2 separate regions of the Mus musculus genome follow, and region 1 is linked to region 2. The links are chromatin contacts, found by Hi-C or POLR2A ChIA-PET in ENCODE. All regions are on one chromosome and are shown on one strand. The core of a region is the stretch at or near the end of the contact, and the rest is flanking DNA. Distances in the headings are between cores, read along the strand shown. Region 1 overlaps Gm36535 (a long non-coding RNA gene). Region 2 holds the start of E130006D01Rik (RIKEN cDNA E130006D01 gene).

Region 1 (5,947 bases), core at 756-3,255, 38 kb before region 2:
ATCCAGGCCTGGATACAAAGAAGAAATTGAACTGAGTACCAGCATTTGTGACTGTGGATGCCATGTGTGGTCTGCTTTCTCATGCCTTGTCTTTCCTGATGGGCATGATGTCCTCAATCGGGGACAGAATAAAACCCTTCTCCTTCTGATGGCTCTTGTAGGATATTTCTTCACAGCAATGAAAAAAAAAAACAAACTATTCTAAGCTCTCTAGAGCCCTGCCCTTTAAGCTTCCTCACTACTGCACCAGCCATCGGCGCTGGAAAGCATTTGTCCCAGGGCCTTTATTGTGTGCAGAGGAAACCTCAACCCCATCTGAGACAGGCTTGGTGATAATGCTGTTCTCAGAGGAACTGGGGTCCATGAGACACAGCTGGGAACATGTACTACAGCAGGAGAATTGGGGGAACCCTGAGACACAGCTGGGGACACACACTGCAGCAGGGGACATGGGGACCCTGAGGCACATCTAGGGACATGCACTGCAGCAGGGAACATGGGGTCCCTGAGGCACAGCTGGGACATGCACTGTAGCAGGGGAATTGGGGGACCCTGAGCCACAGCTGGGACATGAACTGCAGCAGAGACAGGCTTGGTGATAGCTTTGTTCTCAGGGGAAGTAGGGTCCCTTAGGCACAGCTGGGGACATGCACAGCTCCAGCTTGTCTACCCTCGATCCAACTTACCATGTGGCCGATGGAGAAGCCTAGAGGAGTATGGAACTCGGGCAGAAGCCAGCTTCTCTCTGTGGATCTGAGCTTCCTGACTATTGATGTCCCCGAGCTTGAGACTCAGTTTCCCCACTTTCAAAGTAGAGACCTCCCGATGACCTAGGAATAACTTCCGTGTACAGAACAGTCGACACTTTATGAGGTGACCCTCACAAGCCACTCAGCACAGCGCCCCACCATGGCAGTTGGGGGACACACACTCTGTAGCATCTATCTCGAATGAGCCCTGTGAACAACCTGGTTCATGATGACAGGATGCAGCCACCATGCGCAGGGTCCCTGAGTGAAGACGTGACAGAGTTGAGCAAAGGGTGTGTCTGGAGCACAGCGGACGCTCTGCGAATGAGCACTAACATCCGTGTCAAGTGTTATTAATTGTTATCAACATCACAGACACTGCTGACATCTGTATTGGGTACCTAACATTCACAGTCTAGGAGAAATGATCTCTGAGTTCCTGACATCTGGGGACTCTGCACATCACAGGGGAGAGGATGCTTCCATTCAAGGGGTTTCCTTCAAGAATAATGAGGCCATCGTTTGATGGGTCAAACACCAGGGACCCTGGTATGTGAGAATCCAGAAAAGAAAAGAATGACCCTTAGGATCAGTGTCTCCCAAGCACGGCCAGGGGTTGACTTACACTGTTGATCTGACGCTCAAATGGAACTGGGTGTCCTGTGTTTCCACTTGCTAGACCATAAAACCACTGGTATCCATGACAACAGCTCCTGTAACTTGAGGAGCCCAGTGACTCCCCAGGCTGCAGAGCTGGCCTGCCAAGGCTCTTGGCCTAGGCCCTGGGCTCAGTCACTTCCTGTGGCTGGCTGTCTTGAGCAGGGCTGGGCTTCTCTGCTCAAGTCGCATTAGGCCAGCTGTCTTGACTCCTGCGTCCTGGTGGATTCTAAAGTCTGTGGACGATTTTGTACAAAACTCAGGAACGTGGACCTTGCTGTGTGCACTTCAGGGTCCCAGGCGAGCCACCTGCTCTGGCACACCGTGGTTGGGTCCCCGGGCCCCGGCTGTGGTTGTAATATGACCCAGTCCAAGGCAGACGGGTGCTGACTTGCAGTGAGCAAAGCAGCCAGGACAGAGCAGCGTGGAGAAGGAAAAGAATCCGAGATGAGGCAAGCCTGGCCTCGGGTGACCTGGCCCGAAGGCGGCCAGCCAAAGCTGGGTGTGGAGACCTTCCTACGCACATCCTAGGCTGGCAGAAGGCTCTTGAGGTCAATGCCAAGGTCAAAAGCAGGCACTGAGTCACCTGGAGATGGGATTCAGGACTCTCTGTCCCAGCCCCAGCCTGGCCTCTTTCTCTGGCTTGTTGCTCTTCTCCTCCCTCTAGGCTGCCTCTGCCGAGAGAGGGTCCCTGAGTGGGTCCCTCCAGCCAATACTCTGGAGGCATCCCACCCTGGACTCGTGCTTTTAAAGCTGGTTTCTCTGAGTTACAGGCCAGAACTGGGTTCCCAAGCCAGGCTCTCATCACAGGAGAGGCATGGCTAGTGACCTTCAACTGTGGACCTTATTCAAACAGTGCACAAAACTCTGATCCTAAGGAGAGGCTCAAGCTGCAGATAAAAACCCCTTCCTTCCTTTTCTTCTCTCACTTCTCTCCCTCTGCCTTTCTCCCCCTGTCTCCCTCTCTTGAGGAAGGAAGGGCTCTTAGGAATGAGACAATTTACAAAAGGTTCTGCACAGCCAAGGCATCTCTAGAGCATTCTCAGGGCTCAGAATGATCGGAGGCAAGGAAGGCAGAGCGCCTGGCCAAAGGCCTGCAGCTCCATACGAGGGCTCTGCCGTGGCTGTGCAGCCTCTAAGGGTTTTGCTCTCCTGGTTTGGTTTGGATTAGATCAGAGGGGCCAGTCTGGGGGCCTAGTTGAATATCCCTGTGCTAGCCCATCCCTGAGAGTGCTGGTGCTGGGACATGGAGAAGAACAAAGTATAAGGACCCATAAGGACCATCCATGGGTGTAAGTAGGAGGTGACGCCCGCTGGGGAAGCCCCGGGGTCGGTGGGAAGGCACAGTATAAATGTGTCCATCATGGGGAGGATACCCCACCACCTTCCAAGCCACTAGAACCAGGAACCCACTATGTTGGAGGAAAGAAACTTTGGAATCTTCTGTGGGTGCAAGGCAGAGTCCTGGTCCCCTTCCTCTACTGATTCAGACTTAGACTCACACTATCTGTCTAGAGATATAACATATCGGCCAGTCTTTAACAGACATTCACGCTGCCCTGGTGTGTAGAAGTGTTTCCAAGCTTCACCTATACTGAGAGAATTGGAGTTCAGAGAAACAGTGAGCCACGTGAGAACACACAGCAGGATTCCCTGGGAACCAGAAGACAGGACAGGCTTGTTCTGGAGTGGATGGATGGATGGATGGATGAGTGGACACAGACAAATGGATAGATGGATAGATAGCTAGATAATAGGTGAAGAGATGGTAGATAGATGATAGATTAGATAGATGACAGATTGATAGAGGGATTCATAGATAGATAATAGATAAATAGATACATTATGATAGATTAGATAAATAGATGGTATGTTGATAGATACATAGATAGATGATTGATAGGTTGATAGATTGATAGGCAAATACATAGGTAGATGATAGAGATAGATGGATGGATAGATAGATAGATAGATAGATAGATAGATAGATAGATAGATGATAGACGATCGACTGATAAACACATAGATGATCAACAGATAAACACATAAATAGATGATAAATAGGTAATAGGTGGGTAGACAGGTTATAGATAGATCGATAGATGGATGGGTGGGTGGGTGGGTGGGTGGGTGGATGGATGGATAGATAGATAGATAGATAGATAGATAGATAGATAGATAGAATAGGTAGATGGATGGATGGATGGATGGATGGGTGGATGGATAGGTGGATGGATAGGTGGGTGAGTGGATGGGTGGGTGGGTGGATAGATGGAATGGATGGATATAGATAGATGGATAGGATAGGATAGATAGATAGATAGATAGATAGATAGATAGATAGAATAGGTAGATGAATGGGTGGATGGATGGATGGATGGATGGATGGATGGATGGATGGATAGGTGGGTGAGTGGATGGGTGGGTGGGTGGATAGATGAATGGATGGATATAGATAGATGGATAGATAGATAGATAGATAGATAGATAGATAGATAGATAACTGGATTAACAACTTAAAGGAATGGGATAATGAATTAATGTAAACACAGATAAATAAATAACAACCTGTTTGGAGTTTGTGAAGAGATGAGTCTGGGTTGGGGATGGTTGAGACAGAACTGTCCTGACTCATTTGACAACACCCTAGCTGTCCAAACTGTGCAGTTTCGGCCCTACAGTTTCTGGCCCTACAGTAGATTGAAGCTTTTACTTTTTTTTTTTTTTTTTTTTTTTTGCTTTGTTTGTTTGATTAGTTGGTTGGTTAGTTTTTTTTAATTCTACATGCTAACAGAGAACAGTCACAGAGCTCTTCCTCTTCCAGATGCCTCTTAAGTAGCACCAACCTCTGCCAGGCAGCCAGGTATAGGCCAGCAGAAGCCTCTGTGCAGGGAGAACTCAGTGCAGAAAGCCAGGGACGGAGTGGACAGGCATCCTGATCCTCTAGGGAGATGGATCAGGCTACAAACCCCAGCTCCAGAGGCCACACTGACCTGACCTGAGATATTCACTGATCCTTGTAACAGGCTGTGAGGATGGGTATAGCCGGCCCTCGTGGAATTAACCCATAGTGGGGGAAACAAAATCTTGCAAGTCAAGACAATATCCCTGACATTCGAATAAAGGTGTAGAAAGAATGAAGTATAATTACTGTGCAACAGGCTACCCAGAGCCTAGTAGCACACCCATCATGGACGCCTGGTGAGTCACCAGCACTTTCACTTCTGTAAGCAGGTCCCCTTAAGGGGAAGGAATGAAAAAGTTAACTTTACAGAGAAAGGCTCAAAGGACATGAGGACTCATTTGAAAAACCACAGATTGAATGGCTAGAGGAGGAGACCAGCTTAGCACGACAAGCAGCTAATGTCCAGGGATGAAAAAGTGTGGCCAGGCAGTCATGGGGGGAGACTGTCAGGGGAAGACACAAGGTGTGTAGGACTCCAGAGCCACCAGAGGTGGGTTGCAGGAGCCCATCGGAGGCTCAGAAGTGATCTTTCCAGCTGACTCCCACAGTCTGGTGTGAGTGGTCCTGTTAACACCACCATTGGAAGAAATGAAGCCACTGAGGCCCAGGGAGGTTGAGGAGACTCGCACCCCTTCCCCTAACAGCCAGAGTTCAGACCTGTATCCAAGTAAGTCAGCTCCATAATCCTGCAGAGGAGATGCCATTGAACATATGGGGGAAGCGAGGTCATATGTGTCCAAAGGGAGCAGGACAAAGGAAGACAGACAGACAGACAGACAGACAGACAGACAGACAGACAGGGCAGAGTTAAGGATGAGGGAGAAATGGGAAGAAGAGCCTACCTCACAGGTGCTGTGGGGTGTGAGCTAGGTGACTGGCTCAGGATAAAGAGAAAAGAGAAGCAGGAGACAGCATGACAGAGGCAGTGACAGGCAGTGGGGCATGCACTTGGGAGGTTGGGGACCACCCATCAGCAGGCTAACTGTGAGAGGCTGAGGAGAACTAGTGAAATTCCAGTGATTCAGAAGAGCTAACTAACCTGGTGCTTGCTACAGAGCTGGGAAAGGAAGGCATGAGAGCAGGGACAGCCAGAGAGAGTCCAGCACATAGCCTCTCTATCCCTCCTCTGTCTCCTCAGGTTCCCCATTGTGGGGTTGGGCTGAACACCTGGATGCAGAGCTCAGCATAGCACTCCTGATAGTGTGGTAGATGCTTGCCCACACCGCCGTCAATGGCAGGTGAAGAAAACATGTATGTATGTGTGTGTGTGTGTGTGTGTGTGTGTGTGTGTGTGTGTGTAGGGCTGAGGTCTGCTCTCCAGCTAAAAGTCATCCAGATGTCACACGACAGTGGGAAAGTTTTGGACCGGTCTTGACAGGCCAAGCAAAGGGTGGAAATTTGAGACCCTGAAGTTCAGCCAAAGTGAAATGCATATATATGCATCCCATACTGCTAGGGTTCCAGTGAGCCCCAGGGATGCTGTAATCTCTCCCTCCCTCTCCCCCTCCCCTCTTTCTCTCTCCAGACACAAAATTATTAAGCTCTTCCTTATGTGTTATCCCCCAAAAAAACTTGT
Region 2 (5,976 bases), core at 1,087-3,586:
CAACCTCCATGCTGTTCCCACTGCCCCCCCACCCCATAGGAACCTTGAGTGGACACTGCCTGGTGGTGGCCTGCAGATGCACATTTGTGTGCCAGATCGCCAGCAGGTGTTGGGGCCTGAATTTCCTTCCTATTCTTTATGACCTATTGATCTGCCATCCACTTCCAGGTACAGGTTCAGGAGGGCCCAGGCACTGAACCCTGTTCTCCGATCTTCTGTCCACATGACCCTGCTAAGACCTAAAATGAATGTGGTGCGACTCCAGGGCCTGTGGTCTGTGGAGGTCAGACATGCAGTGTGGCGGCTGTCTGGATCACAGCCCACACCTGGAGAAAGGACGCATCTCCTCTTCACTCATCCCTCATTCTGTTCCAATACCCCATCTAACACAGTGGATGTGTCAGGCCACTGTGCAGAGGGTTTAGAGCAGCAGCTCACATTGTGGGTACCGGGCAAACAGACACTAAACGCTGCATGGTGCACACCACTGGGCTCTTCAAGCCTATGCTTCTAATCCACAAAGCATTCGTTTGACTAGCTACTCCGTTCTATGCTGTTCCGTCTGGAGCCGTCTCCTTGCGCGACATCCAGCCGGAGCGGCCACACCAAGTTCTCTCTGCTCCTGGCCCTGTAGCCAGACTGACTCTGGGTAAGGGTTGGTCCTAAATAGCTAAGGGGAGCTGATAATAGACAGTTCAACCTTGAAACAAGGAAGTGGGGCAGCCTGCTTCCCAGTCTCCAGCCCCTTTGCGAAGGAAGTGGAGGCTTTGCTGCTGCCCCAGCCCAGGAGTCCTGTCGATTACCTCCTGGATAGAGAGAGAGACTGGATGACAAGGAGCTAAGTGTTCCCATAATTCCTAAAGAAGGCTGGACCCACCTGCTTGCTGGGAGCAGGTCAACAATTGAGCAGTGCTTCCAGGTTACCCCACACAGTGCAGGAACCTCAGCATGTCCTGGTAATGCCAGGGGCAGCAGCATGAGTAAGGGATGCTATGTGCCCTGTAGCAGATCTGCAAAGAGGCCAGGCTGGTGGGCAGTGCTGGCCTTCCTTCCAGCCCCTCTTTGACGAATGTGGTTATGGAATTTGCTTTACTAACCGGACTGTTAGTAGACATCATGCCGTCAAAGACAGAGGTCCGAAGTGTGTGTCTGTATTTCTGTGGCGCACGAGCTCTCCCTTCTTGCCTAGGCCCTGCCATGAGACCTCAGGACAGGTCTGACTCAGACCTGAAGCCTGCAGCCTGCAGCCTATAGCTGAGCCCCAGAAGGGACTGCAGAACTTAGCACAAGCCTGGGCTCCCCAGACCCCTAAACCAAAAAGAGCAGTAAGCGCTGTTGTGACCAGTGATCTGCGGAGACCACTTATCATGTAGTAGTAGCAGTATAGTAGCTAGCTGGTACAACGAATTGCTGTTCCTGGGTTCTTATGACAGACTGCCAGGCATAGTCCACGATGCTAGATAAATAAGTGTCCCTAAGACTCTGTAACTGTCGTAGTTTGTGTAAAGAGAATCACTCTACCACAAAAGGATGCATTTTTAGAGTCTAACCTTAGACCATAGCTGTCTATACTAAGATGTTGACTAACCATAACTGTGTTTAGCATTAATAGCCTCCCTGAGATCACACCCTCTCTCTCACAGCCAGAGCCAAGGCCCGTCCTTCTCGAGTGGGGTCAAGTACCCTCCCAGGACCACCCGCCCACATCCACCAACACGCCAGCCTGCCTCTCCTTGATGTTCGCCAGGAACCAGAGAGAAGTGTTGAATATGTTCTTGGCTACTTTTCCTTGCAACTCCCAGCGGCCCTGCTTACAAACTGAATCAGTTATCAGCTAGTTAGACTGCAGTCCCGGGAGGCGCCGCCCGCATACGGATGGGGCGCATGCATTATTCAGCGAGGAGCCGGGAGAAATGAGCAGCGCGTCCAGAGCCAGAACAGCAGTGGCAGTAAGGGAATAATTAGCGGGCTGTCACTCCTCCTTGTCAGGGCTTCCTCCCTCAACACATGAGGGAAAATAAAAAAATAAATCTTATTTTTTTTTTTTTTTTAAGAAGAAGAAGAAGAAGAAAAAAAAAGGCAGAGTGGATCATCTTGCTCCCGAGGCAGCTGGTAGGCTAAAATGTGACACCAAAGAAGCCAGAAGCTGGTCGCTGGTTTGGTTCACAAAGCCAAGGCCTGGAGACCCCCACCCCACCCCCACACACACCATTATCTTATCGACTCTCCTTCCTGCTTGGTGATTCCCGAGTGCAGCCCCGCCTTTCATTCAGATGTCCACGCGTTTCCATAGCACCAGAAACGAAATGTCTCCTTGAAAGGGAAGGGTGGTCCTGGGAGGGGACATTAGGACTTAGCACGAGAGCCACCGGGCTCTGGGCTGCGGAGGAGGTTGGAGGTGACCTTCCAGAAGGAACGTGGGACAAGGGTGAGGAGCTGGAGTCCAAAGCCAAGCTGGCTCCTTGGGGGGTTGTGTTGGGGGGGGGGGGGACTGCGCATAAGATTATTCATGAGTTTACGCACAGAAACGAATCATTTCGCTGAGTGGCTTCCTCTTTCTCAAGGAAGCTATTTTTATTTATCTATTAATATCTTGCTGGAATTTTTTCAGGGGGGGTGCGGTTGATACACGCTGGTTTGTCATTTAAGGTGTGAAGGTCTGGGATATGGGGGGAAGGATCGGTGACCGCCCCCTCCAGAAAAATAGCCAAGAACCAGTGAGAGGAGTGGTAGGAGGGGCCAGGATGGCTTTGTGTTTGATCTGTGCCTCTGCTCCTAGGAGACTTGAGACTTTCTTGGCTTTCTGCCCTTCTGATGCTGTGGCACTCACCTCATCGGGACAGGAGTTGCTTTGTATAAGAAGCGGCTGCAGGAACAGGCAGACACACAGCTAAGAATGACCCTGGGGATCCAGAGCAAATCAAAGACCCAGGAGACGCCAGGCTCAGCTCTAGGGTGGCTCTCATTTGGTAAACATGTCATGTCATAAGAACCCCTCTGCTCTGTTAGTAAAGCTCACCTTAGGGTGAGAGGAATTTTTTGTTTTTGTCCTACAAAGTCAGAGTTAAAGGGAATGCCTTCATGAGCCCAGACTTAGAAAGACCATTAACAGGTACACCACTGCTTTTTTTACCTGATCCTGGCAGACATGACTAATCCATGCTAGAGCACTCAATGGACATCTAAGCCTTAAGAGGATGCCAAAAGGAAAGAGGTGCTACCGGGAAAAAGCTCTACGAGACCCTGTATTCATGGGCGTGGGAGGTAGCTGATCCTCAAGGGAGCAGGAAATAACATTGTGGAATTAGACTATATACTCTGAAACAGCCAAGCAGTTCTGCAGAGGGAGACTGAACCGGAGTTAAGATAGCTGTGACCTCACACAGGACTGTCTGAGTCTGAGGCCTCAGCTCTGCCATGTAAGAAACATGTTTGGGGTAGAGATTCAATGGGAAGCAGCATGGAGAATCTAATGGGGTGCCTCATTTCCTACACGTTGCTTCCCTGGCTCAGTATACTAGCCACATTGAGATCATGTGCTCTGGAACAGATTAGCAATGTCTGCTTGGGCACTGAGAAAAGAAATACTGTTATGCTTGCTATGGTACCTTATGCCTGGCAGACACCTGCTCAAGCCAATTGTGATCCTGGGAATTGTCTCAAGCCCTTTAGTTAAATTTAGCTCTCTTCAAACTTCTGCTGCTTCCTTTTATTATTTCTTTCTTTCTTTCTTTCTTTCTTTCTTTCTTTCTTTATTTATTTATTTATTTACCATGACCCTTCCTCATTGCATTGGATCTTCAGGGGACAGGCCAGGATTCAGTCACTTTCTGTCCCCAACAGCCAACACAATGGTTGGCATATCCATAGTATTCCCCACGAACATTGGTTGAATGAAAAAAATGATTTTATCCTTAGAAAATCTGACCCCTTTCTGGGCCTGACGTCAGGTAGTCAACCCAAACTGACCCTTATTACATACATACATACATACATACATACATACATACATACATACATACATTTGTGTTTGTGTGGGTGGTGTTGGTGGATGCACACATGCCATGGGGTTTCTGGGACTGAATTCAGGAATGAAACATGAATGTTAAGACACCTCTGCTTCCCACATTATCCCTTCTGGGAGATCCTTTCTGTCTTCCCATACTTTCCTTGCATGCAGAGGCTCCGAAAATGGCCTTCAAGGGAATCCTGTGGTACACACCATCCTCCCTTTCTCCCTGTGTCTCCCAGAGCTCTGCATGGAAGGCTTTAACTAGAGGGAGGGGAGGGTGCCAAGGGGCCTTGGGACACTGCCACCGGGGAGGGGAGGAGGCTGATGGCAGAGATATGGACAGCTTGGCTAGTGGCCAGCAGAGACATTGTAAAAACCGAATATCCAGCCAGGTGAGACAAACAGAACCCAGTGATAGACCACTTCTTGAGGAATAGTGGTGGGCAGTCTCCACACATCCCAGAGATGGTTCTAGCCAAGTGCTACCTGTAGCCCTGTGACAAGAGCCTTTACCAAATTTGTATTAGATGGGATGGTTGGTCCTGGTTGTCAGCTTGATGGGATTTAGCATCACCATGGAAACAGAGCCCTGATCATTTCTGTGAAGGAACCTGGACTGGACTGAGGTGGGGAAACCTACCCTGATCATGGGTGGCACATCCTGTGGGCTGCGGGCCCAGACTTGGTAAAGATGAGAACTCAGCTGAGAACTATTTCCCTCTCCTTCTCTGCTGTGGATGCAGTGTGACCCGCTGCCTCATGCTCCTGTTGTGACCACTCCTGTCTCTCAGGCATCTGTGGATTTGCTGGTGTATGACCCACTGCAGGAGCAAATCATAGCTGACACCGGCTCACTGCAGAGAAAGGACCTCTGTGTGGTCCCATGGGGTGTCTTCAGGAGTGATAAGGATGGCCCTCAGAGTTTATGTGTCCAGCATGAAGCTGAAGTATGTGGGCAGATGGTGTCTGTATCTGTGGATCTCTGCAGGCAGCAATGGGTGTTTCATGGACATATATAATGTAAATCATACATGTTACACAGACATATAGGATGTGCAGTGGGGTGCAGACACTTTTTTTTTCTTAGAATGAGGACATTGTCTGAAACCTGACTTTGTAAAATTACATCAAAGCATTAGAGAATCAGTAACTGAAAACCATGGGGCCGTATGATGGTGACCAGTCTTGGACTACAATATAATTCCATCCCCATTCTATTTAGATAAACTTGGCTTTTCAGTCTTGTCTGCAAAATGAGATGAAGGCCTCTAGAGGCCCCAGAAGTGCTGAGTTGGTCCTTGCAAACCCTTAACTGCACAGTGCTAGGTAGTTGGCAATCTTTTTGAACTTGTAGTATTGTTGTTTATTGAACACAGAGCTCATGGTGGATGCCACCATGAACCTCTGGGGAACTTCATACTCATTCCATTTTACAGATGAGGGCATTTGAGCTCGGAGAGATTGAGTCCCTTGCCTCAGGTCACACAGTAGAATGCTCCCATAAACCTGTAACAAATATTTCTTGGCTACCAACAAAACAAAGGGTCTCTCCAATGTTATGCCAACCCCTGATTGGATACCTGTAACCCTGCATCCAACTGGGAACCATGCAGACAGTAGAAGGTTTTCTTTCCTATTAGAAGTCGAAACACTGGCAGTGGTGACATCACGGACCCTCAGTTCTCTGCAATAGAGAGAGGTCTCTTGGTAGCTGAGTCCAAAGCCAGGAGCATGGAAGTGCAGACATGATAGTCTGCCCTTACTTTCTACTTGACTGAATCTGGAGTCACCAAGGAGACACACCTCTGGATGTGTCCACAAGTGAGTCTCCAGATCAGTTAGTTGCCTGAGGTGGGAAGTTATCTGAATGTGCATGGCACTGTTCCAGGGGCTGAGGCAGTCCCAGAGTGAACACGAAGGAGAACTTGAGCTGTGTATTAGTCATTATTTTCTTTATCTGCTTC

What was found. A loop is a pair of places that touch in the nucleus more often than their neighbours do. ChIA-PET counts read pairs that join two places held with the same protein, here RNA polymerase II (POLR2A).
Region 1: a loop to region 2 is called in a map of gastrocnemius, with 2.1 times the contacts of the local background. The contact joins the enhancer-like site here to the promoter of E130006D01Rik in region 2. A Hi-C loop is called at or near these places in 2 of 37 maps with a recorded cell type or tissue (gastrocnemius and left cerebral cortex). POLR2A ChIA-PET finds 5 or more read pairs at or near these places in 3 of 5 experiments (Patski and embryonic stem cell).

Annotation. Positions count from the first base shown.
Region 1 is chr5:111,795,754-111,801,700 of GRCm38, reverse strand. It overlaps Gm36535 (a long non-coding RNA gene), which reads right to left. Exons shown (of 2, transcript XR_003955955.1): 2 at 1-830. Among named protein-coding and RNA genes, the nearest start is that of Gm36535, 5.4 kb to the right of the region's middle. Within about 2 kb of position 2,005, at least 1 of the 3 ENCODE cell types and tissues checked has a DNase peak (open chromatin) inside an H3K27ac peak, as active enhancers do.
Region 2 is chr5:111,758,088-111,764,063 of GRCm38, reverse strand. E130006D01Rik (RIKEN cDNA E130006D01 gene) reads left to right here and starts at 2,336. Exons shown (of 4, transcript NR_045834.1): 1 at 2,336-2,428.